Linked DNA regions of Homo sapiens: region 1 is linked to region 2. Evidence: read pairs that join two places in POLR2A ChIA-PET (ENCODE). Cell type or tissue: HepG2. All regions are shown on one strand. Each heading gives the region's core, and the rest is flanking DNA. Links, peaks and the distances in the headings are about the cores only. Region 1 overlaps TMCC1 (transmembrane and coiled-coil domain family 1). Region 2 overlaps RHO (rhodopsin).

Region 1 (2,914 bases), core at 180-2,679, 140 kb before region 2:
CACCAGGCCTGGCCCAGAGTCTAACTTTGTAAAAATCATCAGTGCCTCCCTATTCTGCTGCTCAAGTGGTAGTGGTTATGACTTATGACAAGCGACGCAGTGAATAGCAAGGACTCTAAAGCCAAGTCCTCTGAGTTCAAATCCTGACTCTGCTGCTTATTGGCTATGTGACCTTCGACAAGTCACCTAACTTCTCCTGATTCAATTTCTTCGGCTATAAAATGGAGATTAAAATAGTATATATCTCCTAGGTTTGTTTTGAGGATTAACCAAGTTAATATAAGCAAAGCATTTAGATTTGTACCAGGTTCATAGTAAGCACTCAGTTACTACTATTACCTTTGCTACTATCATCTTCGTATTTACACATAAACCAGATTGAGTCTTCCACTTTCGTAGTCTCAGAAAATGTCTGTCTATCTAAGGAGTAGAAATATTCATGTAGTTCACAAAGAAGAAAAATAATTTTGGGCATTTAACACATGTTTTTAATAAAACGAGAATACTAAAGTATTTTAGGGCAATTCATGCAAGAGTATAAATGAACTCTAAGCTTTTTAAAAAATTATAAAATGTCTGATTTTAATGTATGAAGATAAGGTACTTTGGGAAGCTTTTAAAAGTCAATCTCTGATGCAATAAGATCCTGTTATAACACAGATGAAGAAGTTATAAATAAGCTTGTTAAGATTTCTTGGTGATACAATAAATGGAAACACTTCAGATTCTAATGAAAGAGTGGAACATAGCACACCCAAAAAATACTCTGAATAAATAAGAGAATAGGAAATTGTATTCATTCAACAAATATTTGAGCAGCTGCTAAGTGCCATGCACAATTTTAGTTGTTAGAGAAACAAAAGTGGACAAAACACAAAAATATCTACCTTCATGGGCCTTATATTCTAGTTTTTTATGAAATATAAAAATACATGTCAAAAGGTAAAGAGTTCTATGTAGAAAAATGAAGTCAAGAAAGAAAATAGGAAGTTCATAATGGAACCAAAATTTGCAATTTTAAATAAGGCAGGCCAGGCGTGATGGCTCATACCTGTAATCCCAGCACTTTGGGAGGCCAAGGTGGGCGGATCACGAGGTCAGGAGTTCAAGACCATCCTGGCCAATATGGGGAAACCCCATCTCTACTAAAAATAGAAAAATTAGCCAGGCGTGGTGGTGCGCACCTGTAGTCCCAGCTACTCGGAAGGCTGAGGCAGAAGAATCACTTAAACCCTGGAGGCGGAGGTTGCAGTGAGCCGAGATTGTGCCACTGCACTCCAGCCTGGATGACAGAGCACGACTCCATCAATAAATAAATAAATAAATAAATAAGGCAGTCAGAGAAGTCCTCGCTGCTAAGGTGACATTGAAGCAAAGACTTAAAGGAGGTGACGGAGCAAGCCGTGCAGGTGTCTGAGGGAAGAGCACTCCAGAAAGAAGGAACACTCACTGCGTGAAAAGCCCTGACATGGGTGCCTGTCTCTCATGTTCCAGGAACAACAGGGGAGGCCACTGTAGCTGATGCCAGTGGAGTAAAGGGATGACTAGTAAGAGATGAAGTCACGGAGTTTATGGGATGTAGTGGTGCAGGTGTAGATCATGGCCATTGTAAGAACTTTGGCTTTTACCCTGACTGACCTAGAGAGCCACTGGAAAGTTACAGGTATAAAAAGAGTGTCGTAATCTGACTTATGTTTTAAAAGAACTACTCTGGCTGCTCTGCAGATAATTATAAAAATATTATTGCAGTTATAGGAGACTGTTGCATTGCTAGGACAATATGGTGTATACATAGTGGTTAATAACACATACTCTGTAGCTAGACTATCTGGGTTCAGACATTGAGTCTGGTACTTCTTTAATTTGTGATCTTGAACAACTTAAATTCCCTATGCTTTGGTTTTCTTAGCCATAAAATTAGGATAAATAATAATACCCATTCCATAGTGTTACTATAAAGAATTAAACAATGAGGCCGGGCACGGTGGCTCACACCTGTAATCCCAGCACTTTGGGAGGCTGAGGCGGGTGGATCATGAGGTCGGGAGTTTAAGACCAGCCTGGCCAAGATGGTGAAACTCCGTCTCTACTAAAAATACAAAAAATTAGCCGGGCATGGTGGCACACGCCTGTAATCCCAGCTACTCGGGAGGCTGAGGCAGAAGAATTGCTTGAACTCAGAGGGTGGAGGTTGCAGTGAGCCGAGATTATGCCACTGCACTCCAGCCTGGGCAACAGAGTGAGACGCCATCTCAAAAAAAAAAAAAAAAAAAGAATTAAACAATGTACATGCCAAGGGTTTAGAACAGTGCTTAGCACATAGCAAGTATACTATATGTATTAGCAACTATGATTATTAATGTTGTTATTAAGTGGATATGGATATAAGGTATATGAGAAAAAAAAAAGAATTGGCCAGGCGTGGTGGCTCATGCCTGTAATCCCAGCACTTTGGGAGTCCAAGGAGGGTGGATCACTTGAGGCCAGGAGTTCGAGACCAGCCTGGCCAACATGGCAAAACCCCGCCTCCACTAAAAATTAGCCAGGTGTGGTGGCATACACCTATAATCCCATGTAATTTGGGAGGCTGAGGCATGAGAATCGCTTGAACCCAGGAGGCAGAGGTTGCAGTGAGCCAAGATCATGCTACTGCACCCCAGCCTGGGCGACAGAGCGAGACTCTGTCTCAAAAACAAATAAAAAATGAACCGACTGTTGGACATGCAAGTAGAGATACTAAGTAGGTAGTTGGATATCTGAGTCTAGTATTAAGGGAAGTGTGAGCTAGTGGTGTACATTTAGAATTCATCAGCAAATAAATGATTTTTAAGAGTAAGAAGAGTAATTAGTCCTAACGTGGGATTAGGGGTATATCATTCGAACAGCTCTTCCTTGGACCCTCTACTCTTCACAA
Region 2 (2,914 bases), core at 310-2,809:
CCTGCCCTCCTACTTCAGGTAACAGCACCTGGGCTTTCCTTTGTGAAACCTACCTCTCCCCATTCAGCCTGCTTGGGCTGCAGGGTGAGCATGTGACCTAGGTCTGACCAATCAGAGGATGAATCCCCATTCCAGCCATGGTGATGCAGTTAGACCTGCGTATGCCTAGTATTCCATTATTGGAACGCTAAGCATGTGGGAGTTATTTATATCCTACTGCTCAAGGTCATCGCCAAGGTCTGATTGCAAAAATCCAAAAAATTGCAACCTCAGGCATAAATGAGTTACGTATGATCAGGTGACCTAGACTTGGCCAATCACAGAATTAATCCCCATCTCAGTCATGGTGATACCCTGTGCCTGAAGCCCCGGGCTTTTTGTTCATGTGAGCCAACAATGTGTCCCTTTTGCTTCAGCCCAAATGAGTTGGATTTCCTATCACTTGTGACCAAAAGTATCCTGACTGATATTATCTAGTGAGTCACAGTAAAGAGGGACAATGATAGAGATCCCAGCATGATTTGCCCCAGCCTCACCAAGGCACCGAGGATCGGCTATCTCATGCTCCTGCCCTCCTTTCTCACCTCGGAGGAGGGGGTGACTCTCGGGAGCTTTAGCTCCATCCTTTTCCCCTTTGGGACAGGGTCTCTAGTAAGGCCAGCTCTGAGCTGAAGCCCAGTATTGCCATAGTCTCATCTGCTGCATGCCAGGCAGTAGGCTGGCCACTTAAAGTCCACAGTCGCATCTAATCCCCTTAGGATCAAGTGGTTTTTTTGTTGTTGTTTTTTGTTTGTTTGTTTGTTTGTTTGTTTGTTTTGTTTTGTTTGGAGACAGACTGTCCCTCTGTTGCTCAGGCTGGAGTGCAGTGGCGCAATCTCGGCTCACTGCAACCTCCACCTCCCAGGTTCAAGCGATTCTCCTGCCTCAGCCCACTGAATAGCTGGGATTACAGGCACGCGCCACCATGCCCAGCTGATTTTTGTATTTTTAGTAGAGACAGGGTTTCACCGTGTTGGTCAGGCTGGTCTCAAACTCCTGACCTCGTGATCTGCCCACCTTGGCCTCCCAAAGTGCTGGGATTAGAGGTGTGAGCCACTGTGCCCAGCCAAGGTCAGTTTTAAGATTCTTTTTTGCAGATAAGGAAGCTCTGAGAGGTGACAAAGCTTGTTTGCAGTTTTATGGGTTACCTGTGCCTCTATGACCCCAAAGTTGGGGTTTTTCCCATTCCCAGGACTGCCTCCTCCACCTCTAGCCCCAGGGGACTCTGTGCTGCTTGGCTCTGCTCATTGCTCAATCCAGCCATCCCAGGGTCAGGGATCAGGTGGAAGCTGGCAGTTTCAATCTATCCTGTGGATAGAGTGTGAAAGCAACAAAACCCACCACCGTTAATACCAACATAGGAGCTGAGCTTTTAATGGCCCAATTTGCCTTAGTCTCCAGGCAGAGCTGGGTAAAGCTAGAGCTTCTGGCTTTGCTTATATGGAGAAGGGGGAGCAGTTACTGAGGCAGCTTAATTCTGACACCTCAGAGATGTGGCCAGCTTTTTGGAGCAGATTCTCCAGAATGGAGAATGGACTAGCAACTGCTGAAGATGGGCTTGTCTGGCAAGGGAAACTGGAAACTGGGGCCCATGAACATCCCCAAGGAAGGTAGGCCCAGTGGAATTTCCCACTCTTTGTTTCTAAGCTCTTCGAGATAAGGATGACATCAGGGACTCAGCTGTTAATTAAATGTGGGCGGGTGAGCATGGCTTCTAGAGGCTCCATGCTCTAGATGCTGGGACCCAGGTGCTAGAGCAAAAGAGCAGGTGGCTTCCAGAGGCTGAGAGAAAGGCCTGTCTCTCCATAGGCCACATTGGGAAGGGGAGGCACGGGACCTGGGGCCCCACACTAGGGGTGAGACCCCAGGCCCAATCTCACCCTCATTGGGAACTTGGCCTTCACCGTCCCCCTCCCCCAGTGTTGTTTTTTCAGGTCTGATGACTGCATTCTGCATTCCTGTGACTGTCCCTGCCTACAGCCCAACCCCCAGCCCTGGTCTGGCCTTGATGCCTAGCTAATTTTTAAAAACCTGCCCCAAGGTTGGGTGAAACCCCATCATCTGAATGCCCAATCTCAAAATGTTCACTATCAGGAGGTGATAATCATAGTAATTAACTAGTTACATTAATTGATGTTATTCACAACATTAACTAGAATCTGTACAGCTTCTTGCTATTTACAAAGTGCTGAAACACACACATAGACACACACACACCTCTTTTGGTCTTCTCAGTAGCTGCGTGTCGGCAGGACCAGGGATCTGGGATTTCCATTTTATAGGAGAAGAAAGTGAGGCCCAGGGAGGGAAAAACAACTGCTCCATATCATTAGCCAAGTATGAGTTGCTGCTGCTGCGAGGGTCTGAGAGGATAGATATGTTCTCCCTTCCCATTCATTCCTCCATTCCTTCCTGCATCCATCCAGCATTTATTAAGCACCTACTGTGTGCCCCATTCTGTGCTAGACACTTATCCCTAAGCTGGGACACTTTTCCAGAAAGCAAGAATCCTCGTGTTCCTGAAAGATGAGTTGGGAGGAGGAGGGGCACACATCCCGCTGGCCTTGGGGAACGTGGGACTCCAGATCAGTAGGTCTTGGTGGATGTCCCTTCTCAGGCTGTCCCAGGTGAGTGAGGAGCCTCATTAATTATTTCTTAAAAAAAAAAAAAAAATTAAGGAGCCTATGTGACTTCGTTCATTCTGCACAGGCGCTGCTCCTGGTGGGATGGCTGTGGCTGGGGGAAGGTGTAGGGGATGGGAGACGCCTATAGTCGGCCACAGAGTCCTAGGCAGGTCTTAGGCCGGGGCCACCTGGCTCGTCTCCGTCTTGGACACGGTAGCAGAGGCCTCATCGTCACCCAGTGGGTTCTTGCC

The links. Peaks named below come from ENCODE experiments on the same cell type or tissue, not always from the same donor. Only the 100,000 strongest peaks of a DNase experiment are listed, where the experiment ranks them.
Region 1: POLR2A ChIA-PET joins it to region 2 with 5 read pairs; 2 of 35 experiments call an interaction of 5 or more read pairs at or near these places.

The regions. Positions count from the first base shown.
Region 1 is chr3:129,677,719-129,680,632 of GRCh38, reverse strand. The region is part of intron 4 of TMCC1 (transmembrane and coiled-coil domain family 1); the gene reads left to right. Among named protein-coding and RNA genes, the nearest start is that of PLXND1, 72 kb to the right of the region's middle. In HepG2, for the core only: no CTCF peak of the experiment used is centred there; no DNase peak of the experiment used is centred there.
Region 2 is chr3:129,533,641-129,536,554 of GRCh38, reverse strand. It overlaps RHO (rhodopsin), which reads right to left. Exons shown (of 5, transcript NM_000539.3): 5 at 1,211-2,914. The coding sequence ends at 2,837. Among named protein-coding and RNA genes, the nearest start is that of RHO, 6.5 kb to the right of the region's middle. RefSeq lists an enhancer at 730-1,399. In HepG2, for the core only: no CTCF peak of the experiment used is centred there; DNase peaks (open chromatin) are centred at 1,294, 1,724 and 1,984; H3K4me3 peaks cover 834 bases.